Regions from separate parts of the Mus musculus genome. Here regions 2 and 3 are each linked to region 1. Evidence: chromatin loops called from intact Hi-C (ENCODE). Cell type or tissue: gastrocnemius. All regions are shown on one strand. Links, peaks and the distances in the headings refer to the core of each region. The heading gives the core; the rest is flanking DNA. Region 1 overlaps Gm36574 (a long non-coding RNA gene). Region 2 overlaps Gm36574 (a long non-coding RNA gene). Region 3 overlaps Hivep3 (human immunodeficiency virus type I enhancer binding protein 3).

What was found. Hi-C counts contacts between places; a loop is a spot of excess contacts. Peaks named below come from ENCODE experiments on the same cell type or tissue, not always from the same donor. Only the 100,000 strongest peaks of a DNase experiment are listed, where the experiment ranks them.
Region 2: a loop joins it to region 1, with 2.2 times the contacts of the local background. A loop is called at or near these places in 4 of 42 quality-filtered maps.
Region 3: a loop joins it to region 1, with 4 times the contacts of the local background. A loop is called at or near these places in 11 of 42 quality-filtered maps.

What each region holds. Positions count from the first base shown.
Region 1 is chr4:120,377,374-120,385,742 of GRCm38, forward strand. All of the region lies in intron 3 of Gm36574 (a long non-coding RNA gene), which reads right to left. Among named protein-coding and RNA genes, the nearest start is that of Gm36574, 16 kb to the right of the region's middle. In gastrocnemius, for the core only: a CTCF peak has its summit at 3,836 (motif pointing left); a DNase peak (open chromatin) is centred at 3,860; H3K4me3 peaks cover 455 bases; H3K27ac peaks cover 746 bases.
Region 2 is chr4:120,319,725-120,328,093 of GRCm38, forward strand. Gm36574 (a long non-coding RNA gene) reads right to left here. Exons shown (of 9, transcript XR_868086.1): 7 at 2,930-6,828; 8 at 1-62. Among named protein-coding and RNA genes, the nearest start is that of Gm36499, 11 kb to the left of the region's middle. In gastrocnemius, for the core only: a CTCF peak has its summit at 3,707 (motif pointing left); a DNase peak (open chromatin) is centred at 3,683.
Region 3 is chr4:120,115,644-120,124,012 of GRCm38, forward strand. It overlaps Hivep3 (human immunodeficiency virus type I enhancer binding protein 3), which reads left to right. Exons shown (of 9, transcript NM_010657.3): 6 at 7,229-7,404. Among named protein-coding and RNA genes, the nearest start is that of Edn2, 41 kb to the right of the region's middle. In gastrocnemius, for the core only: no CTCF peak of the experiment used is centred there; DNase peaks (open chromatin) are centred at 4,807 and 6,928.

The DNA of each region.
Region 1 (8,369 bases), core at 305-8,304:
CTCTGGCCCCTGTGTTTATATACCTGCTGGGGCTAAGCAGGATAGCTACATCTGAAGTGCCCTTAGGAAAATTCCCTAAATGCTGTCTAGTAGTCCAGAAACATATTTCTGATTATTGTTTAGAAGTACACAAATACTGGCAGGAGAGCCACCTGTGAAGACTGTCCACAAAGATGGGAGGCTGAGGACACTGGCAGTGGGGAAACCCTTCAGTGCCTGATCTCCAAGTTCCAATAGGAGAGACTCTGTGAACCTCCAAGCTCGAGGGCAACCCTCTTATTCACAGATGAAAAGTCTCCCCAACGGGAAGTCTGTACCGGAGTTCTCAGGCCTTGCTTCTGGAAATCCATCAGCATGGGGAACACGGCCAGCCCTGGGGCTGCATGGCTTCTGGGAACATCAGTGGCATCCATGATGGCCTGTCCCGCTGCACCACATGCCTCCATAGAGCTGTTTCCTTTGCTCCTCACTCTTGCTTCAAGCCTCCCTCTCCCAGCCCCAGGCTCCGAGGAAGGTCAGCTGTCCACCGCTTGAGTTCCCCTGGTGACAGCAGCCCACCCCATGTTGGACAGCTCCTGTTGTCAGGAGGCTCTCCCAGTCAGCCAGGTGTGATGGCTTTGACCCAGCCAACCAACCCAGCCAACCAACCCCACACACATTCTGTCAGCCTGCCGCTTACATTTCATTCCTGCACATTTGAAAGATGGAAACCTACTCTAGAGTCCCTTCTTAAAATGCAACTGGCCACCTAAAGCTCCAGCGAGGGGAGACCTTGAGGTGAAGTGCAAGTAAGGACCCTAGGTAGGAGCATGGTGAAGAGCGGGGATACATTGAAAAGCAAGCCTGGGAGTCTGGAGGCTCAAATGCATTGCAGACCTGTCTTCTCAGGTACTAGAACAGAGATTTATAGGGAGAGGAGAAGGACCCTTTGTTCCCTGAATCTGCATGTCAGTTCCTGGGACAATCCTGCCCTTGGCCACAGGCATCTTCCCTCTACAGATTAAGGGGTCCATAAACTTCTGGTCAAGATGGGATTGCAAATTCATGTTTGCAATCTCTGCTCCCAGAACCAAACTTAGAGCAGCAGTGTGAAAGACAGACTGAGAGAAGGAAGCACCCTGCTCAGAGACAGGACAAACGTCTCTGTGGACCAGAAAGACAGGGAGTGAACACAGCCAGGGTACAATCCTAGTAGCAGGGGACCCTCTGGCCTCTGCTCCCTTAGGGCCAGTGAGGCTACATCAGCCACACATAAAGCTGTGCAAAGCTCACCCCTGTTCAGGAGCTGGTGTGTAAAGTCCTCACTCTCTGCCCAAAAGTTGTCTGGTTAAAACCTGATTCTGGAAGAGACTGGAATAGACACAAAATAGTGTAAAAGGACCCGAAGTCCACAAGACATTAATCCCACCTCAGAAAAGCTGCAAAAGAAAGTTCCAGAACAAAGGGGGAAATAAAACACTGTCTTAGGAATGACTCCATTGCCGACAAAAAGCAAGTCATGGGGTTATATGAAAACAACTTCAAAATAAAGCCAAGAATAGGGATTGTGAGATGGCTCGGTGGCAGTGTGTTGGGGGCTCGCTGCCAAGCCTGATGACCTGACTTCGATCCCCAAGCTCACATAGTGGAAGGAGAGAATCAATTCCTACAAACTATTCTCTAACCTCCACAAGTACAATGTAGCACACACATACACACACGCACGCACTAAATCTAAAAAGTCAGTAATAGCAGTCATTCATAGCAATAATATTAGATTATAAATTAAAGATGTGTAAACAGCAAGCATAAACCATTAGAAAACACTGACAGTGATAAATAGGACATATATGTATACCACTTAGATAACCTCGGGAGACAGAATAAATCCAATTGAATATGGTAAACGGCAGAATTAAGTATTTGGAGGCAAGAATTGAAGATTTCACTTAGGATGCAAGAGTCAAATTATAGGACACAGGAAATAAATAATGTTCTGGGGAAAGTTGGTTTGTACATAGTGTCAGTGAACAGCCTACATTCCCCTGAGTGACCTAAGCAGTCATTTAGGACAGCATCTCTGACCACAAAGCCGTGCTCAGTTTATAAAGGGGAAAGCAGGTAGCCCCAGAAAAGCTGCTGGAACAGCAGAAGGCATCAGCTCTTGGCTAAATGCTTTGGTTTCCTTTGAACTGGTGGGATAGTTAGGTTCCATCTGGCACTGGGTCCTTTTAATGGTTTGAATGAAAATGGCCCCCAAAGGCTCATAGGGATTGACATTATTTGAAAGGATTAGGAGATGTGGCATTGTTGGAGTGGGTGTGGCATTGTCAGAGAGTGTCACTGAGGGTGGGCTTTCAGGTTTCAAGTGCTCAAGCCAGGCCCAGTGGTCACGCTGTCCACCTGCTGGCTGCTGATCCAACTATAGAACTCTCAGCTACTTTTCCAGCACCATGAATGCCTGCACGTTGCCATGTTTCCTGCCATGATGATAATGGACTATATCTCTGAACCTGTAAGCCAGCCCCAGTTAAATGTTTTCCTCTATAAGAGTTGCTGTGGTCATGGTGTCTAGTCACAGCTCCATAAAAACCTTAAGACAGTTCATAGCCTTGTCTTGTCAGGATAAGAGTCAGTTGTATCCAGCAATAACTTGCTCATGGCCTAATCTTTTGTTAGTCTTTCCTTCCTGTCTCATGGGACTTTTTAGCTGTGTTTCTTGGGTCCATCCCTTCAGTAAACTGCTTGCATGCAAATCCTTGTTTCAGAGTTTGCTTTTGGAAACTGGAATGGAGATAAATAGAAAAGAACCATAGCTTAACCAAGATGCAACTTCCTTCCAGAGTGGTCCAGCCTTATGTAGTGTAGGACTAAGACAACTGCATAAAGTCTTCCAGTGCTGCCCCTACTCCAGCCAACTCACACATCTTTCAAATAGAAAGAAACAGGCCAAGGGCCAACACACTCATTTGCATTAAAGATGTTTCTCCAAGGCTCCTGGTTGCATTCAGTCTAGAACTACTGAGAGTGTGGCTTTATTCTAAGAGGCCATGCACCTAATTAAAGGATAGATTTTATTTGCTAAGGAAAGTGAGGTTAGGTACTGGGAAGCAAGTAGCATTGTATGGCCCTAGCAGCTCAGGGATGCAGGTTGGAAAGTGCTATAGAGGGGTTCCGGAACGGAGGGATTGCCAGAGAAGCAAAATTAAAGCGGCAAAGACTAAGACTTTTGCAGGATTAAAGGGGGATTTGAAATGCATACTCAAGGATGAATGAGAAAAAGAAAAGTAAGTCTACACTTTGCCTGGTGAAGCCGTTCAAGGCCACACTTCCTCATTCTTCATGTGGATGCCCTGTGCTGAGCCACTCAGACTCTTGAGCAGTGACCGCTGACTTCTCAACTCTGAGCTCCATGATGTCCTACGAAAGCTTGAAATCAGCCACCACGGAGAGAGACTGCACATTATCCTCAAACACTACAGAGCTCCCCACTGCTGAGAGCACGAGGCTGTGTTGCAAGAGTGAGTCACTGGCTGGAAGGCATGAACTCTCTGGGATGAGTGTGGGATTTGGAAGCAGTGGCCTTGGTTGGAGCCAACTCTCAACTATATCCCGTTGGGAAATGATTTAACTTCTTCCACTCAGTGTGATACAAAGCTAGGTCTGAGAGGGTGGCTGTGAATACTTCGTCTGCCAAAAGTGTGCCTCCCCCTTCCCAGAAGCAGAATGGCCTGACTCACGGTCCCCAGAGACCCTCCCTTCTTAGAAGCAAAAGAGTGAAACCTCTGGCTACAGATTTCGCCAGGTTCCTGGTCTCTCCTCTTCCTGAAAGGTCTCTACCGCCACCTATTGTTCATCATTTGTTTCTGCAGGCCAGCCTTTCTGGGGAGAATTGCTTGCTCCTGAAATGGCCTTAAGAAGAGCACTCAGCTAGATGGAGCCAAAGACACATTAGCTGTCCTAACAGTCACTGTCTGGCCTGTCAACAAAGCCTGCTCCCTGTTGCCCTCCAGCTCCCGCTGTGTGCCAGCCTTGCTGTGCATCCTGAGAGCAGAGGGCAGAAGGCAGGGACCCGTGTCTTCAGCATTCATGCCCCTTCTGGTGCAACCATTCTAATTCAGTCCTTAAGATGCAATGTGCCCTTATTCCTTATCTGGAAAATGGAAGCTGAAACCAGGAAGTAACATTCATTTAAGGTTACTAAAGCTACTAGGTGAGCAATTGAAGTAAGATTTGGTTTTAGAACCTCTTTCTACAAGTCCAAGTATCTAAAAAAATTATTATTATCATTATTATTATTATTATTGTGTCTGTGGCATGTGTGTGCACATGTGCTTATGTACAGCACACAATATGGAGGCCAAAGGACAACTTGCAGATATCAGTTCTCCGCTATCTTGTGGGCTCTGGGAATTGAACTCGGATTGCCAGGCTCATTGGTAAGTGCCTTTACCCTTTTACCCCGTGAGCCATCTCTCTGGCCCAAGTCCAAGACTGCTCTTTTCCCCACAATTGCATCTATCACAAACTAGGCATTGAGATGCGCAGTGGGTCTATGTATTAGGCTCTTTTAAAATAAGGAAGCAAAGAGGTCACTAAGCAGGGTCAGGAGACCCACACCCAGGGTCACATTGTCTCATTAGAACTGGCGAGTAATCTTAGTGACCCTCAGTGGTATTCAACGTCACCAGGAAAAAAGGACCGGGTCAGATGGTCTCAAAGGTTACCATAAACATGTGGTTGTGACCTCCAAAGATACTGGCAGGATAAACCAGTCTTTGTTATTTCATAGATGTGCCACCATGGGCAAGTTATTCATCTTGGCATACATTTTCCTCTCTTCAAAAATAAGAACGTGAAAGTCTTCATCTGAAAGAACCTCTGCAAACTGTTTAGTTCCTAATAGATGGTAATTTGTGTTCATTTAAAAAAAATACATTGGGCCTGCATGCTACTTAATTCCTTTTGTTAAGCCACCGAGACTGACCACGTGAAAGCCTGGCTCACTACAGGCAGGGCTGTGTTAATTCCTGCAAGGTAAATCTGCACCACTATTGCACACAGAGCTGCAGACAAAGCAGCTGTTGAAGTCATCTGTTTGACATGCACATTCCTCATAAGATCACCAGGATTTACAATGTCAATAAAATTTGACATTCTTAAGACAAAGCGATCCCCAAAGAGCATTGTTCTACCCTAAGTTTCATCGTTTATGATACCTTTGCTATGTGGAAACTTAAATCCTAAACTGGGCTATTACTGTGAGGTCCAGTTTGTGAAGCTGGGACTACACTAGCCAGTACTCACAAAGACCCTTATTGTGTGCCAGGTCCTAAGTAGGTTTCCATATAACTAAGTTAACAAATGCAGTGTGAATTAGCAAAGGGACAAGATACTGGCTCCTCCTGGATCACAAATGACAGGTATCAGGCTAGGGAGATAATTTAATAGACAAAGTACCTATCTTGAAACCATAATGACCTAAGCTCTATCCCCAGAACCAAGATAAACAAGAGCCCGTGTGATGGCATGTGTTTGTAATACCCGATCTAGGGAGCTGGAGATAGGTGGATGGAGCTCTGGAGCTGCCACCAGCTAGCCTAGCCCACTTGGCAAGCTCAGGCCACTGGGAGTCCCTGTCTCAAAGCACTACGACCACAGATAATACAAGATGAAAAATGAAAAACAACAGCCGTGAGTCCATCTTCATGACTGCCCAACATTGCCTTTACATACTTGGAGATTTGGGCTCTACTCTAAAATTTTCTTTGCTTGGTAGGTGACATGATGATAGTGTTCTTCTGACCCATACCTCCATGGTCATGACATCTGAGATTGCATGGTGAACTCATACTTCAGACATCTTGACACTCCCCACCCCATTCCTTAGCAGGTCCTTTCTCCCAGACCATCTTCTGGCAGTGTTTTGTCTACTTTGCTAGGTTTACTTAGATACAAATGTGATGTCATTAGTATCTGCTTTTCACCTCTACTTGATAACTGTCCTCTAAACACAGACAGGGCTTTCTTCTTCTTGTTGCCTCCAAAACAAAGCACAAAAACCTGCTCAATAAATGTGTACAGAATTAACCCATCAAATGTACCAGAAATCACAGGCTTTACACAAATCTAGGCTTGCCAGATGAGGGAAGAAGAGCTAGCCACTAGGAGACCTTGTTGCTGCTTGTGTCTCAGGTTAAGCTGCTGTGTAACTGTAGAGAAATTGTATCCCCTCTCTGGGCCTGAGACAGTTGAGCCATATCATTTCTTATATTTTGGTTGTGAGTCTAGCCTTTAATGGCTGAACTCTCTCTCCAGCCTGGACCAGATCATTTCTAAGGTGTGCCTCAAGCTCCTCTCGAGGCATGGTCTTGAGGGACCCCTGCCTCAGGCACTTGGGCAGGCAGAGATGGAGCCACTGGAGGAAGCAGCTGGGAGCAGTGGCTGAAACTGGCCATCACCCAAGGGCAGAATGGCAAGATATAAGGCTGAGATGATGGGACTCCACTACTGGGAAGTGTAGTATGTCAGCTACTGCTACTGCTGGGCAACCAGGCCAGGAGACCTCCGGGTACCCAGAACCCTAGTGGGGGAAAAGCTGGGAAAACAGAAAAGGCAGCACAGTCCCGAGACAGCCATTTCCACCTACCAGACAGCCATTCGTCCACACACCACACTTCCTCATCCACCCAAGTACTTCTTCTCAGGTGTCCCGAGTGAGGAGCTCTGAGGGCATTAGAAGAAGAAACTGAGGGGTTGGGGGCATAGCTCCAAGGTGTAGCATTTTCCCAGCAAGTCGGAGACTCGAAATTCCATCCTGTACTGGGGGCAGGGCTGGGGAGAAACAGAAGAGGAAAGAAAAGAAGGGAGGGGAAGGATGGAAGGCAAGAAACGGAGGTGTAAGGGAAGAGAGCCACCTGTTCTCAGGCACACTGGGGAGTCACTAGAAAGCCTGCAGCTCAAGACCATCACCCTCTCAAACTCCACAGAACTGTGCTGATGAACATGGCTGCGAGTCAGAGCCTGGACAGGGTGTGCCAGACCAGTCAACAGCAACAGCACTTCCGGACCAAGAAGGAAGACTTAGGGTGTTCCTGGACTTTCTATTGACATGTCCCCTGACACTGGTTTGTTTGTTTGTTTGTTTGTTTGTTTGTTTGTTTTTAGACAGGGTTTTACTATGTAACTGGCCTGGCCTTAGACTCAACAGAGATCCACCTGCCTCTGGAGAGCTAGGACTAAACGTGTGCACCACCACGGACCTGGCCAGACTCTGTCATTTGTGCAACAGCATGAATTGGAAAAGCCACTCCTCCATAAAACAGAGACAAAGGTCTTCCCAGAGTCACCATGGGGCTGAGATGTGGTGAAGTGTGCGATTGTGCCTAAGACCTCAGCTGATGCCGTGGGAATATGGAGGAAAAGGTGGCCATGCCAAGGGTTTGCTGGCCCAGCACTCATGGCCAGGCTGCGGGATCCTCCTAGGGAATATTCAGGAGTTCACAGAACACCAAGACAGATAAAATTGTTATTATTACAATACATAGAGACAAACGATATCATCTTGTAACTGCCTGAGCACTGACAGGGACCAGAACACTGGTCAAGATTATTAAAACGATCAAACATCTCCTCCCCTGAGCAAAAGGGGTGTCTCCAGGGCTCTACCAATTACAGCTTCAGCCCTGCTCCAGTCTTCCCTCTCTTAGATAAAAATTAAAAAGACCACTAACTATAGAGTTACCTCCACCCTCTGCCAGCACACGCTCCCATGGTGTGCCCTGGCCTTTGTACAGTGTGGGATCACGCAGCTTTGACTACAGGATGTGTTTCTGGGAAGCCTTGGTGTGAAATGTTAGAAAAGATTTAAATGGTAGATGCTCATCCCTGTGCCATATAATAATGGAGGAACAGATAGAAACTTGCACATATACACTTTTTTTTGGTCACAAGATCTTTTCTTTAGATTATACAGAGTGGGTAAATTACTAACCTGGGGATTAGAGACATGGAGCCCCTGGTCTAACCAGTCTCTAGCAAAATCTGGGCAATCACTTCCATGGGCAGGAAAAGAAAGCAGGACAAGGAGAGGTGAATATTTGTAGGAACCTATCTGCCTGCCAGTCTGTATCATTGATTCCTCCGTGACTACCCTGGAGGTAGAGTACTATATCTGTCTCCCAGCTAGGAGACAAGGAAGTAAGTCCACAGAGTTAAGTGTGGAGGACATGCCAAGCAGGACTGTGCCCTCATTCCCTGCCTGCTCTATCCAGGCTGTGAGCACCTCCACACCCAGAAAGAAGGGATGAGAGAGCTGGCCCACCCTTTCCAGGCAACCCAACTGCCTCAATGCAGCCTCCCCCGGCCCTATACATAACCCACAGGCTAAC
Region 2 (8,369 bases), core at 216-8,215, 58 kb before region 1:
AGTAAGATCAATGAGGTCCCTGCTTACACAGACCTGAAGTGCTAGAGCTCTGTGGAGAACACCTAGAGATAAACACATTGACAAAAACAAAAACAAAAACAAAAACAAAACAAAACAAAACAAAACAAAACAAAAAAAAAACCAAAGATAATGTCAGAAAGTGATACATGATATAAAATTTTAAATGGATGATATGAAAGAGTGACAGACAAGAGAGCATTAATGTTGGTCAAGAAGACATTCCTAGGAGGGGCCAGATCTAGGAACTGAGATGTGAGTGACAGGAAGGAGGCAATCCAGCAAACACCGAGAACAAGGCATCAGTGAGACCAGAAAAGCCAGTGCCAGATTACAGTGAACTTTGTAGGCTGGAGAGGGACTTCCGTTTTATTCCCAGGTCATTGGGTTCTCAGAATGAAAATGAGATGATTTATTGGCATTTCAAAGAGCATGCTAAGGCTGAAGTAGGAGGGTCATGAGTTCTAGGCCAGCCTGGACTACAAAGTGAGATTCTGAAAAACAAACCAAAACTAAACCAATCCAAACAGATCACTCCATAAGGAAAAGCAAATACGAGTCTGCTGAAATGATTTAATGAGCAAAGGTGGTTTGTTTTGTTTTGTTTTTCCCCAGACCTGAGAACCAACGTTAGATCCCCAAGACCCATCTGATGGAAAGAAACTTATGGAAAGTGTCCTTTGGCTTCTTTTATAGCCATGGTATATGTGTGTACATGCACACACACACACATTCATACATACACATGCATGCACACACACGTACATACACATACATGTATACACACACGTATATATACACACATACATACCTACATGTAATAACTGCTTTTAAAAAGAACAACGTATTTATGTTTCTATATATATTTTAGAAATTATCCAGATATGGTGGTTCATGCCAGTAATGCCAACACTCTAGAGATGGAAGCTGGAGGATCAGGAGGAGTTCAAGGCCAGCCTCAGAGCTCAAGGCCAAGTTGAGATATATGTCTCAAAAACGTTCTCTACCCTTCAAAAATGGAAATTAAGTTTATAATGTGAAACCCACCACCTGGGTCCTTTCACTGCTAAATTGTATCAAATGCTTAAGGACCAAACAGTAGCCATCTTCTCCAAATGCAGGAACTACAGAGGAAGGACTCTCACCCACTCTGTTTCTGAGGCCGGCACAAACCTGCTGCTGCTCATATTTGCACAGTGAACTGTCCCTGAAGGTTGTGAGTTAAAGCAGACTTCTCTTCCTGTCTGTCACTAGGCTGGGGTCAGGGATTTGGACAGTGGAGAAGGCCCATCGGAGTTCTACAGCCTCAGCTGGTGTGCCTCAAATTGTGGGGTATGTGACAGTCAAAGGTTCTGACTCTGTATCCTCTCCCTTCTCCGTAGGCCTCCTCTGAGCACCATGGTGATCTCTGGGTAGTTAGATCTCCATCACAGTTGAGTCTAAATCCCTAGAGGCCTGGAAGAAGCTACAAAGTTTCTTGTAACTAGCTTTGCTTGCTGTTGGCCAAGCAAACCAGTAAGGGAAGACAATTAGCCACCACTTCTCAGCAGGAAAGTTGAGCATACTTCCCGTGAAAACGCTGATGACATCACTAAGAAAGAAGGCTACCAGTCAAAATCACTCATGAAAAAAAAAAGTGTGATGCTATTTAATAAAACAGTTATCAAATCAAGTCTCTACCGATTCATAAAAAGCTGATAGCACATTGTTACTGTGTCAGTCAGTTGTTCCTTATTGTGACAAAAACAAAAAAGGAAAACAAGAGGAGAGAGGCAGGTTTGGGCTTAGAGTTCCAGAGGGCTCCGATGGTCCACCAGTTGTAGGCTATGGGCCTTTGGTCAGGCAGTGTGTAGCAAAGAAGACTTCTTATCTAACAGCATCCAGCAAACAGAGCCAGAGAGGAAGAGACTGGGGGCAAACACAATCCCAAGGGTGTACCTTTGAAGAATCCAATCCCTTCAACTAAATCTCACTTCCTAAACATCTGTGGTGGTGAGTTTTACATCACCTTGACACAAACTGGAGTCATTTGGGAAGAGGGACCATCTACTGAGAAAATGCCACCACCAGATTGGCCTGTACTGGATTTTTTTGATGGATGATTGATGTGGGAGGACCCAGCTCTCCCTGGGCAGTGTCACCCCTGACCTGGTGGTCCTCTAAGAAAGCAGGCTGAGCAAACCACAGGGACCAAGCAGCACCACTCCATGGCCTCTGCATCACTTCTTGCCTCCAGGTTCCTGCCTTGAGCGCCCTACCTGACTTCTCTCAGCGATGCAGTATGACCTGAGAACTCTAATCTGAAATAAACCCTTTCCTCCCCAAGTTGCTTTTGGTCATGGTATTGTCATAGCTTCATCCCCACATTTCTAAGGATGCAACTTGCTCCAATACTGATAACCTTACCATAGATGAAGAAACTGAAGCTCAGAGAGACTCGGTAGCTTAGCCCCTGCTGCACAGCAAAGTAGCTGGAAGAGCTGGCGCTCAGATTTTCCCCTCAATTTATGATCCACCAACAAGGGCATCAATTTCAGAGATTAACAGCTGCAAATGATGGCATCAAACTGGCTGCCCCAGCAGCCCTCCGAAGTGCATCTCCAATTCAGGTTTATCTTCATTAAGCAAGTAATTCATTACGGGCGGTAAGCATTCACATCAGAGTGAGAATATTAAAAAAGTAATTATATTTTTCACAGTGCAGCTTTCTGGGTAAATTGTATGCAAATTGCTGTCTAAATCAGGCTGGCAGATCCCAAGCAAGTCTCTGTACTCTTTGGGGAGATACTCTGGAGGCTGGCCTAGTCACCCCCAGTTCACCGCTGTGAGTGTCCAGCCCAGTGCCTCTCACTCAGTCAGGGAAGGCTCAGAGCTGTTGTGTCACAACTCTAGCAAGCTACAGTTTTCTCACCTTGAAGTGGGCTCCTCCTTGGGATGGACAGTCTCTGGCATGAGGCCTGCCTCACGTGGGTATGGTAGACAGGTCACTTTGGAAAATGGAAAACCTGTCCAGGAAGAACTGCAAGATGTAACAGTAAAGTGTTGGCACCTACAGGCTGGGTGGGGGTGGGGCAGTGACCGGAGTGGAGCACACTCACCTTACCATTGACCTCAAGTTTACCACTTCTCCTCGATGGACTCTGCTTGATACCCAGCAGCACTAAGTCAGCTGTCGAGCACACACAGCCTCATGGGGGGAAAAAGCCCAGATGAGGATGGAAGCAACTCAGAATCACACATTGGATAAGGAGCCAGGACCCAAAACCCATGTGCTACTGATACCCATGGTCAAATGGGTGGCCCTTCAAGACCTGCGGGGTCTTGAACTTGAACTTGAACCTGAGAACTGCGTCTATCTGGAGCAATCTGCTTGATCCTGGGCTTGGATCTGCACAGGTTATTTTCCATCTGATCTTCATTTTCTCCATGTGTCAGAGGAGGCCACTTGACAGTTGAGTCTCTCTGGACCCCTTCTATGGGACTTTCTTACTAGGTAGGATGTCAACTTCATCATTTGTGTTCTTCCAGAAAAGGAAAAATCTGAAAAGAAACCTGGAACTTCTCAAGAACCTAGCAGTAGAAGCATCTGGGCCTGGACTAGGGGGTCTTGGTGCCAGATGGAAGCATACTTGGCCCACCCATGGGACACCAGCTGAAGGTAATGGTTTAGGAAGATGCACAGCGCCCCCTTGTGATAGGGGAACCTGTTACAGAGTCCCAGCGATCGATTTAAAAGGGACCACGCAATTCAACGCAAATGTACCACATTGGGACAAGGAGTTATGCTTAGGACCATGGCCATACCTGCCACGAAAGTCATTAACAACCTAACTCTAAAGCCCATGTCAGACCATCTATACCCATGGTCATACAAACTGAGCCAGGTTTGTCCAGACATGGTTACATTAGTTATAGTTAATCACAACAGAGCCCTGGGTGGTAACTGCCCAGAGGAGTACGCCACAGTCATATTTGTCCTTGGTTGCATCTAGACACGGACTCTGCTTGGGAAACAGATGCCTCTCTTTGTGCCAGCTCTTGTTATACATCCCTCAACTGTGCAGACTCTCATGTCCTCACTGTTGAGAGAACTGGAAGCCTGACCACCCCAACCAAGATAAGGGGTGCCCAGCCACTTACATTCGCACCAGCTTCTGTGTGTGGCCAGCTACTCATCACAGTTGCATCATACCCCTGAGATTTTTTCTAATTCTCCCATTTTGTTCTGGTTCCTTATTGGAACATACAACCTTTAGAGAAGCTCAGGCAGGCCTACCCTCACCTGCCTTGATACCACTGAGACATAGCCCAGGCCAAGAACTACTGCAAGTCTGGCCAATCTGCCTTCTGTATCCTTTGCTGAGGCTGGGGCTACAAGGGTTTAGGACTAAGAATATACTGTGGTGATTTCTTCAGGCTGTGAAAAATCCCCTCCAGGCTTTCAGAGCCTCTTCTGGCTGGCCCTCCCTTAACTCAGCTTTCAAGAGGAATCTCAAGGCTCCAGAAGCCTTTTATCACTGTAACTACCAGTGCCAGCCCCTGGGCACAGCCATAGCAGTGCCTTGATGCAGGAGTTCAGAGTCCAGAGATGTAATACTAACATGGACCCATCTATTCTCTGTGGACCGTGATTTCCCCTTCTATGCAGTGCGGTGAGTGGAGTGGAATAGGGATCACTTCGGATAGAGCTTCAGAGACTCTCCAGATACATATTTATTTATTTTTTTAAAAATGTGTATGTCTTTGTGCCTTTGTGAATTTATGTGCACCACCTACATGCAGGTGGCTGCAGAAACCAGAAAGCATTGGATCCTCTGGAACTGAAGCTATAGCTATAGGCAGTTGTGAACCACCTGACTTTGGGTGCTAGGAGCTGAACCCAGGTCCTGTAAAGAGTAGTAAGTGCTCTTAATACCTAAGCTTTCTCTCCATTCCCCGAGCCACTTATTTATTAGACCTAAACCCCATATAACTTTCATTAAGGATGGAGGCAGCAGGCCAGACCCCTCTCTCTGAATATCTTTTCTGGTACTCTTCCTCTACCAAGAGCTGCAGAGACAAGCCCCACTGGCAAAACGAGGGTGGACACAATCAGAGATGGCTCTGGGTACACGGTGTGTCTGGCATCCCTGTCTGGGTCTGGAGCTTCCGTCCGCACAAACCTTTGCTAAGTCAAATCTAATTCCCTCCTTTCCTGACATGTAGCCTTGGGCTTGAAGCTTTGCGTCACTGAGCCTCACTGTCTTCGGCTGCAAAATGGAGATAACAGCCTGGTTACAGGTGGTCATGGGGATACTTAAGATACAGTCTGAGAAAGGACTGACCCAGCTCCTGGCCTGAGGATGTGTGGGTGGGTGCCAACAGGTATCTCTGCTTCCTCCCCCATCAAGCCTGCAGTTACTCAGCTAGCCCAGGAGTCCTGCCCTCTATAGCCTACAGGCCTGCAAGGAAGAGCTTAATCTGAAAGGAAGAGGACAGAATGGGGAGAGCAAGGAGAGGAGGGGATGTGCGTGCAGAATCAAGGCGAAGAGCTTAGGCTAATGGAAGCAGATTTCTTCTCTTTCCTGCCACGTCCAGGGCACCCCAGGACTCTGAGCGGGCAACTATGTAGTGACGGAGAGAGAAGGGGAGAACAACCTACTCACCATGGATAGTTCGGGTCCTAGCTTCTGATATAACTGGTCAGGGAACCAGAAAGAAGAAAGTTCTCTACAGAAATGCCAGCATCCTCTCTTGGGACAGAATGCTTATGGCCTCTCAGAGTTCCTCATGCTTTGGCAGGGCACCCTTTGCTCTGCTAAGTAAAGCCTGCCTCCCTGGACATTCTGTGTTGGTTTCAGCTTTGTCCTCTAGACTGTGTGACTGCATCTGCTAGACAGCCCCAGGACATGCTGACCAGCTAGGTGCTCCGTCATACCCTTACCTACCTCCCTTTCCCTCCTTGAAGGCAGACAGCCATGCAGTTCTCGCTGTCATCTCTGGGTCTGAATCTTGTCACCTGCTTGGACACACTTCCATATATCCAGGTTCTTGTACACATTTGTGCACATATGCACAGTCATCGTGGAAGTGCACATTTACTTTCTGCCGTAGCAGCTGCCCCTCCTCTCCTGGACCCCTCTTCCATACTGCATGAACTTCCCTGGGAAGACAGAGAGCTGGAAAAGAAGGAGGGGTCCCTGGGAAGACCCATTTCCCTCCAAGAGCCCTTCTTCTCCCTCCTCCCTCTGCCTCCTGCCACTTTCCTATGTCAGGGCCATGCTGATGACACCAGAGAATCCATCAAATGCCACCCCCATGTCAGGTCATGTCACAACATAATTAAAGCATTAGATCTTCGTGATGAAGCCGTTGCCATCAATTCTGAGAGTGACTGATCCAATCTACAGAAAGAGGAAATTTCTCTCCGCCCGCCACAACCGCCACAGCTGCCTTCCCCTCCCCAGGAAGGGAGATGCTATTGCTTGCCATGTTGAGAGCTGCAGGTCTCAGCCTGGATTCCAGGACTTGAGCCATGTGATAAAAGGATCAGCTTCGAGGGGCTGTGCTCCTCCTGCCTCTGGGTCTACTGAGGGCCAGCCGAGCCTGAAGGCCTGGGAAATCTTTGGGTCATGCTGTGCGGCCTTGGAGAAGACACTTCTCACCTCGTTCTTGTAAGTGGATGGATGAGAAGGAAGGCGGTGATCTCCAAGGACCGATAATGTAGAAGATACAGGAGTGTGGGGCCAGATGGGACCTGCTGTGCATCTGGGATCACATGAATTCTCTTCCTCTCTCCTACAGGAAGGAGTAACTAACTATTCACAGCTCCTGTGAAAATTAAAGGGAATAGGAATGTAAGGACCTAACACAAAAGAAATGCCCCACCCCCTCAGCATCCTAGCCCTAGGCCTCTGGGCTTTAAGGAGGCCCTTGGGCCCAAAAGGTACTAGCCAAAGGCTGGGATTTAAACTTGGTTTTCTTTGCCCGCAACTTGCTAAGTATGGAAACAAAAATGTTAGGCCTACAGGGACAGAGAGCAGACAAAAGAGGTGGGACAAGCAGGGACAGAAGAGTTGCTGTGTCTCTTTTCAGATGATATCACCAGAAGGCTGGATACAGTGGGAACAGGAGCCAGGCTCATGGGAACAAGGAATCAGGGATGACCCACGATAGACAGAGGAACAAAGATGGGTCAAGGCCACCAGTCTACAGCTGATATGTCAGAAGAAGGTGGGTAAGAACTGGGAGGGCAGCCAGAGCCTACTACACTCTTCAGCTGGTGGGAAGTGGGGGCAGAAACAACCAGACTTGCTTGAGGCCACTTCAGTGACCCCAGCTTGGACTAAGTTTGAGGTGTTGAGAGACAAGGACAAGCCTTTGGACTGAGCAATTGGAAAATGTGGACTCAGCTTTGGCCAATGGCTACGCTGAGATATATGACCTTAGAGTAAGGTCATTATTACCTCTGGACAAGACCACTACTGTACCAGAAAGCACTAACCACAAGATCCAGCTACCATTTGTACCATGACATTAAAACACCTATTAAGTCATTTTTGCCTCCAAGCCACCCACATAACAAACTCCCTATAAAAGCTGCCCCACAGGATGTCTTGGCACAGACAGTTCATCCTTACTCCTTAAACCATTGTGCTGTATTATAGTGAATAAACTGTTCCACGACTTGTCTCCAACAGAAGGCTCGCTGTTTATGGAGCCGCCCCCACAGATCAGGTTTGGGTAGACTGGGTTTGGCTGGATAACCAAGAGTTAACATTGAAAACGTTGAGGAAGCACAAAATCTACCAGTGTGGAGTTCAGGGCAAGGTCTGTGCTGAAAAAGTCCACTTGAGACTTAAAAGTCATCAGCAAACAGATAATCCTAAAGCCAAGAGATTGGCACTGATCTCTGGGGAAGTAGGCTAGGCAGAGAGAGATGGACTGAGCCCTAAGCACTGATTACGGCATTCGTAAGACAAGGCTGGGAAGGGGAGGTCAGAAGGGAAGAGCCAAGCCATGTGCTGCATGTGTGGGAAAGAAGAGGCATTTATCTGTGTAAGGGAATGACAGCTCAAGCAAGAGGAAGATTGAGAACTGGTTGATGACAATGTGGAATAAATATTTGCTGAATGAATAAACGGGGAGTGCATTGAAATATGGTGTCAGATAGGATCTAGGGTGAGGCCTGACCTGGTGAGGACAAGGTAATCCTAGCATAGAGAGCTACAGCCCTGGAGCCAAGCACCTAAGGGGCAGGATTGAGTTCTCGAAGTCTCCCAGCCCAGGGTTGGGCAGAATGGGTTCTAGGAGCCGGAAGAAGACCCATACTGCAGGTGAATCTTTGATGGTAGCTGTGGGTGGGTGGGTGG
Region 3 (8,369 bases), core at 113-8,112, 260 kb before region 1:
CCAGAGCTGAGGCAAACACCCTGCTGGCCTCACAGCTCAGCCGCCCCCTCCCCAAGGCCCATCATTTAAAGCTTCATCAAGGTCTGTGTTGGCAACTGAGTATTTCTAACAGACACACAGCCCAGCAGGCAGTGCCACCTGGCACCTGCTCCTCCCCGACAGACATCATTCCTTTTTTTTTTGAGCTTCCCTGGGGTTAACCAGTTCACTGTGGCTGCATCTCCCCAAGCATGCTGACCGCTGAGCACTGGCCCTGAACTTCACAGGCAAAGGCTTCTCTCAGTTCCCGAGATACCCAGTGTGAACATTCCCGGTCATATCTTCTCGCTCGGCGTGATTGTACCCACGTTGTTACCAGAGTTGTCAAAAGATCATAATACAGTCAGGAAGTTGAAAAGCCTTTCTACATCCAAAGTTGGAGGAGAAGCAAGAGTTTTACAGTTAAACCTGAACGGTGTGTGGAGCCATCAACAGGACAAGTACAAAGTAGGCTTTGTAGCATCTCTGCCTCAGAGGGTAACCTAGAGGTCACGGCATCCATCCCCTTATTCAAGATAATGGCATAGCTCAGTATCGAGAAAAGTCATGAACTTGAAAGGTTAGATGTGCCTACAAGTACTTAACCACTCTAGGTTGGGTCTCTGTCTCCTTGAGTTATTTGACTTATACAGTTTCATTTTGTTTGTTTTTAGGGCATAATAACACAGGCTTTAAGATCCTGACTGTGTAGGCAAGTGACCTGGGTTCAAGTTCTGAATCCATTAACTGACAGTGTGAACTTGGGCAGGTACTCGGTGCTCTATAACTGTACCCTCAGTGAGAGCAGGATGGGTGGGGCCCATAGCTCATCCACTGTCATGTGATCTGAATGAGGTAACATGTGAGCTTTTCAAAATAGCAGTTGGCACCCAGTAAAAGCTATATGAGTTCACTGATATTTTTAGTTGTTGTTTTTCCCCCTTCTGGATTTGTGGTTTTTCTCAGGAAACCTGCAAAATACAGCAATTTCATGCCACCTTTAGCTGGATGGCAGCATTCTCTGACCCTTCAGAGAGGCTGTGTGCCCTGCCTTCCATTTCTTATAGTCCTCCATACACACATCCCCCATAGGTACCCCCTCTACCTCTTCAGCATTTGAGCACAGCCCACCCTCCATTTGGTCTTAGGAACAAATGTAGGCTATGTAAGAAAATGCACATCCACTTGACAATGCTTTGATGGTCTGGACAAGCTTATCTGCCTGCAGCCGTTAGGCTCATAGTCACAATTCCTCCCTACAGGGCTACCTGGCTTGTGCAATGCGGAGCATGGGTTTGTGGTAGGAAGCTCAATGCCTTACAGTGGCTTATGATACCTGCATCTTTCTCATATGCAGAGCCTAAGGTCACCTCATCCTCTCAGTCATCTCACCCCCACTGTACCCCTCTTCTGGAACCTGCAGAAGGATAGTCACCTCCTCTGGTGTAATCTGTGCCAAACACCTGTCAACTTAGCAAAAGTTTCAGGTCTTATTAACAATTCCAGAGAGTCTAGAGCTACAAACCAAGGGGTCAAACGCACTGACTGTCCAGACAAGAAGTTCAGTGTCATCAGCCGAATGCAGGATGGGAACTCAAATCAGTCTAAGATTCAGTGTGTCATATGCCATAGCACCAAAGTCAGAGCTGGCTCCCTGTCAGACATCTCCATTCACAGCTGCCTAGGAGCTCTGAGCATGATGCTAGCCTCATTGCCACTTTGACTAGAGGACTGAAGTCCTGACTAGGGCTGGCCTGCCTGAGAGGCTTTCTTTGCTTTGGAGTCTCCAGGCTCAGAGCTACAGTGGAATTCAAAAATAGTTGCCCAAGGCATGCTTGGCAGCTGTGTGTATAAACACATGCAAGCGCGCTCGGGCACACACACACACACACACACACACACACACACACCACCCAAACCCAGACCAAAAGACAAAGAGCTACTTCCTATCCCCACAGGACGTGGGAGCTCCAGAACTGGGGCTGCTGGGGCTGCTGGGGCTGCTGGGGCTGCTGGGGCTGCTGGGGCTGCTGGGGCTGCTCTGCTGAACCCCTACTGCCTGGCTCTAAATCTCAGTCAGGGTACCTGGTCTTAAGATTCCCTGCAGCTAATACATTCCAAATTCCTAGAGTTGTCTTTTTCTTTAATGGAAACACCAGACTAGCTGACACTCTGGCTAGTAGGGACTGCAGGGGACAGGTGGACAGCAGGGTTTTGAGAAGATACATGGGTCCCCGGAGTCATGGGTCATCTACACCAAGCCTGACAACACAGGGAAGCCTGTGTGTCAGGCCTGTGAGAGAAAGCATCCAGCAGTGAAGAGGTGGCCAGCTCCAAGCAAGGCTACCCTTGCATCTCTGCTTTCCGGCCCTGACTCTCTGCAGCTGCCAACACCTGGATGTCTCATTTCAGGCTACAGTTTCAGGGAAGGCTGAGTGGACAACAATTCTGTTCTTCCCTGTCTGCAGCACAGTAGATCCCAGGTTTGGGTTTTACTGCTGTGGACAGACACCATGACCAAAGCAACTCTTATAAAGGACAACATTTAATTGGGGCTGACTTACAGATTTAGAGGTTCAGTCCATTATCATCAAGGTCAGAACATGGCAGCCCTCAGGCAGGCATGGTGTAGGAAGAGCTGAAAGTTCAATATCTTGTTCTGAAGGCAAACAGGAGAAGACTGGCTTCCAGGCAGCTAGAATGAGGGTCTTAAAGTCCACACTCACTGTGACACACTTCCTCCAACAAAGCCATACTTCCTGATAGTGCCACTCCCTGGGTCAAGCATATTCAAACCACCACACGAGGTCACTGGGAAACTACATTGAGCACCAAGAGTGGGCAGCAGTCTGCACGGCAGCCAGGTGCTCAGAAGATCAGCACTGGGCTGTCTTGACATGTCAGTTAAGCTCTTTGGGCCTTGGCTTCCCTTTCTGTACAGAGGCAAAAAGGACTGGGGGTTGGACAGAAAGGTGGATAATGTTTAGTCTATAAAGTGCTTTGCATCCCCAAAGATTGAAGATGGACTGGTCCTATGGAGGGGCGACGGTAGCAAGTTCTAGTAAAATCCAGAGATGAGACTCAAGACCTTCTGGCCGCCACTCTGTGCTTACATTCATTCTCATTAGAAAGTTATGTTACATGCCTATAACATAGTCAGTTAAGACTGGAAGTTTGAGGCTTGCTTGGGCTATATAGTAAGTCTACATAAGGCAGAAAACAGAAAGAGAAACTGTTTGTTGAGAAGCACCAGCCAGAGCAGGTACAGGGGGACAGGGTATCTGGGTTTAGAGAAACAAAATTGAATGAAACAAAAGTGTGTCGTGTTGAAGCTCATTACTTTGTATGCTAACTTAGAATTTAATTTTAAAAACTGGAAGGAGCTTCTCTTCTGGGCTGGAGAGATGGCTCAGAAGTTAAGAGCACTGTCTGCTCTTTCAGAGGTCCTGAGTTCAATTCCCAGCAACTACATGCTGGCTCACAACCATCTGTAATGAGATCTGGTGCCCTCTTCTGGCCTGCAGGCATACATGCAGGTAGAATGCTGTATACATAATAAATAAATAAATAAATAAATAAATAAATCTTTTTTAAAATCTGGAAGGAAAGAAGGAAGGAGGAAGGAAGGGAGGAAGGGCATGTTCATTCATGCTGTGCATATTGGAGGCACCCTCAGCATTAGGTGAAACTTGTGTGTAAGGGCACATGGGGTGGGCAAATCAGTGCAGAGCCTGATGCCAGCGTACTTGAATAAAAGCCCTGGCTACTGTTCTGACCTGTGAGCATTTAGTGAGCTCTTGATGGGCACCAGGTACAATGCTAGACTCTGGGGAGGCTCCAGTGAGCATGGTTGACTGGTAGGAGGGGCCTGATTTAAACAAGGTGGGTGCTGGCCTCAGGCAGAGGAAGGACTAGCCCTCACTGACAGAAAGGTGTTCCATAAAGTTACGGTCTCAGCCTTCAAAGAGTTGAAGCAAGTCATAGGGTTGAGCCCTGTGTTCAACTGGAGCTGTCTCTTCAAAATCCCTGAGCCTTCAGTGGCCATCTTCCGGCCCTCCATGACCTGTGACTCTGCTGCCCTGCCCCTTTCTAAGCCATCTCTGCTGGGCTTTCAAAGCTCAGCCCTGTCTTTGGTCCTTGATGCTCTGCCCTTGCTGTGTGTGGCAGGTCAAACGGGCATTTTTTTTCCTTCACACCTCTCCCCTGGATCTGCCACAGCATCCCTGAGCAGCCTTCCATTCTCTTGCCCAGCCACCCTACTCTTCACAAACCTATAAAATTCTGCATCCATAGGTCCCCGCTGTGTGCTAGATGTTTCTGCGTATCTTTCTTATCTATGTCTTACACACAGTTGTTAAAATGAGTGCCCTCATTGCCTCATTCCCAGCCTGTGAATGGTCTCGAGAACAAGGCCAGTGGAAACTTAAGATGTCTGTTTCTCCCTCATCCTGACCCCTCCTCTATACAGACAGCTGCCGAGGATGTAGAGTTACTCTCAGAATACTTCGTGTTTCCTGCCCTAGTCTTCCCCAATCTAAACCGTTCCCAAGAGGCAAGTGGATAGTTGCCTCTTGTTGAGATTTTGTTTATCTGCAATGCAATCTTCCATCAGGTCTGGAGTCTTTAAACTGCCCAATGACCGATCGTATGGTCCACATGACCTGTGTGGTCTCCTTTCTTCTCCTTGCCAACTTCCCATACCTTTTAGCACACCTCTTCCTTTGTCCTTGCTGAAAATCCTCCTCCTGCTGGCCACCCTCCCGACCCTGCCTAGCCACGTGCTGGCCAGTAGATGGCGCCCAGCTTCTATAGTACATGACCAGGTGGCATAGGATGCCAACCTCTCTGCAAAAACCCTCTCTGTCCTTACTGTGATGTGGAGGAAGAAGTGAGGAGATCAGCGAGATGGACTGCCTTAGACCCACTTCCGGTTGCCATGATAAAGTCCATGTAGGTGGAGGCCAGAACAGCTGAGGGACTGTGTGAGGAGCAGCAGTGTAGCACGGAAGAGTGGTCAGGGAGTGAGTCTCATGGACCCATCAAACAGAACCTCCCGCAGCCAACTGGAGGTTAGTGGCAGGTGACAGAGAGCCTATAGCATAAACCAACCTTATTACTGAGAAAGAGTGCCGGCCTCAACTTGAAGACTGCACCCCAAGGGCACAAGGAAAACGTGAGGATGAAGGCAAACTTCTTCCTGTGTTTGTACATAGGGTATTCTGGGAGTGCACCCCCCATTGTGTGCAGGTCTTTCTTTTGAACACAAGATGTAGATTAGATAGATAGATAGATAGATAGATAGATAGATAGATAGATAGATAGATAGGCAGGCTTGGAGTGTAACTGTAGGGTGAGAGTGTGATAGTGGAGGTGTGTGCTTGAAGAATGTGTGATTGTAGGTATGAGAGTGTGAGGCTGACAGGGTGGGCAGTGTGTGACTGTTGGTGTGAGGGTGTGACTGAGAGCAAGCAGTTTGTGACTGTGTGTGAATGTGAGGGTGGCTATGGGTGTTTGGGGTGTATGGTTGTTGGTGTGAGGGTGTGAATTGTGATCTGTGGTAAGAGGTGTATGATGCTGACTGTAACGGCATGAAGGTGACTATGAATGTTTGGGGTGTAGGGTTGGCGGATGTTAGAGTGACTATGGATGTTTGGGGTGTAGGGTTGGCAGATGTTAGGGTGACTATGGGTGTTGGGGTGTGTACGACTGTGGGCACGAGGGGTGTATGATTGCTTGTGTGAGTTGTGAGTGTATAAGTCTGGGTTGTGAGGAGTGTGTACTTGTGGGTGTGTAGGCATGAGGCATGAGATAAACCCCCTACTGCGACCTGGAGCTCCTATCTGAGAGCCCCTCTTCGAGCCCATCCTGGTCACACCTCTCAGTCTGAGCAGACTCAGTGCTGTTGTCTCTCTGCCATCGACCCACCTGCCCCTCCAGTGAGCACAGACAACAAGCAGTCTTTGCTGAGGCAATGGGGAGACACATCCCCATCTGTCTTGTGGTGGTCCATGGCTTCTGAGGTAGACAGCTACCAGAACTGCTTCTCCTGCTGTTCTTAACGCCTCCAGTGTGGGATACCAAAGAGAGCTCAGTGCCCCTGGTGCGTTCTGAACCCAGGAAGGCAATGGTGGCCCCTGTTCCTCCCTCTTACACGTGTCCGGGTGGCTTCCTGGTCGGCCACCTTCTTTTGTTGACCCTTGGGGGAGATGACTACATCAAGACTTTGTGGACCCACCAGCCGTTAAATAATGACCCAGAGACTGATTTATTTGTATTATAGCTTAGGCCTTTAGCTTGGACTACCTCACAGCTAGTTCATCTAACTTAATCCTATAATCCTAGCCCACCCCACCCTAGTTCTTTGCCTCACCCTCAGTCCCGGTACACTACCGACCCCCTCCGTGCCCTGCTGTCAAATCCCCACTACTCATTTCATCTCCCAGACACCCTTTCTCGGTGTGAAAGTTCTGCCTAGCTATTGGCCACCTGATCTTTATTAAGCCAATCAACAGGTGAGGGAGGGAGAGTGTTTGCAGAATTCTGAGGCAGGTGGATGATCTGTAAGAATAACAGTACCCAAATCCATCCAGTACTCACCTCTGAGGGCACAGCAACCAACAACTGAATATACAGAGACATCCTTCACACAGTGCACCCCTACAGACAACATGGCGTGGGAAGGTGCGGGTTCTGGTCCAGCCCTTTCTGACTGGGTGCTCTTCGGTGAGTGTCTCACCCTCTCTGAACCTGTTTAGCTCTTCCTTGTGAGGCGATGGTGACTTACTTCAAGTGAAGGGCTTGATGAATGGCAGCAGCTATCACTTTGTAAGTTTTTCTCTCTCGGTGGCTCTGGTGGCCTCCAGTGGCTATTCTCTGTGGCAGAGCCATGGCAGCAGCTGGCTGTGGGAAGGCAGCCAGCAGCCAGCGGGGAATTTGCCACTTTCGTGTCTTCTCCTTTCCTGCCGTGAAAAATCATCTCCTGTGGCTCTGTGGAAAGGGAAGACGCCATCCCTCCTATCTGACACTGGGCTGCAGGAGTCTTTGGTGGCTCCTCAGGGCAACTGAGTCCCTTTCAGCTCTGTAGCTATAACACATCGCTTCCTCCAGTGTCCACACCTGGCTGGATGCAGCTAGTCTTCTGAGGTGGGACTCTGCCTACCTCCTCGCCTTTTTTTTTTTTTTTCCTTTACATGACACCTGTTGCTCACAGGTACAAATCAAACGAAGAGTATATATATGTGCGAGGCCGCGGCCGAGGGAGATATGTTTGTGAGGAATGTGGAATTCGCTGCAAGAAGCCCAGCATGCTGAAGAAACACATCCGCACCCACACTGACGTCCGGCCCTATGTGTGCAAGCACTGTCACTTTGCTTTTAAAACCAAAGGTAAGAGACAGTTAGCTGGGGCACCACCTGCCCATGGCAGGGATCCCCCCCTGGGGGAGCCCCAGCACAGAGCCCTCTGCCTAAGGACTGGAGTACCCCCACATCCTGAACCCCCACATCCTGAACTCCCACCCACTTGGTAGCCATGGCAGAGCAGTGTGGCTCCAGACTGATCCGTGATGCCCACAGCTGCCACAGTCACACAAACTCCTGCCCATATTCCGCAGCCTCTAAGTCCACACTTTGTGGTTCTCTGTAGACCTCATCACCCCTTCCTCTGCATGTCTTCATGGCTCTGATGACCTCTGGCATGCACACTTGTCACAGTCACTCTTGCACTAGGGGATCCATTCCACTTGGAGCCACATGACACACTTGCATGTTCACTTTTCCCTATTCCTCCTCACCACACCCAGAGTTCTCTGATCCACCCCTCTTCTCTGCAGCGTTCAGCATAGGGTCCGGCTTCAACCTACCTCCACCCCCATCCTGAGAGTCTATCACTTCAGCTTCCAGCCTTACCCCACATCCCACAGAGTTAGGACAGGGTCTGGCAGTCATTTGTGAGAGGAAGGACTGGCTGTTGAGAGCGTGCATCTCAGAGAGCAATGGCAGGAGATGGTGGCCTGGGCCTGCTATAGTCTTGAGGCCCTGGTGGGATGGACATGCAAGGTTCTTGAATGGGGCACTTCCCTTGTTGGGGGGTCCTATAGCTTGCTTGCAGAGAAAGATGGTGGACCTTGCAAGGAAGCTGGGGTGAGCACCCCAGTGGGTTTTGCCTCTCACACTTTGCCTGTGTTTGGATGTGAGGATCCTGGCTTCTCTTCTGAGTTAACTAGAGGAGGAGTCACCGGGGGCTGCAGAGACAGAACTCAAGGCAGACGTTGGCTTTCCTCTTGTCCTTCCTTCTGAATCTCAGTGGGCAGGGCAACAGCTAAGGACAGGGGGAGCCGAGCCCTCAAGGC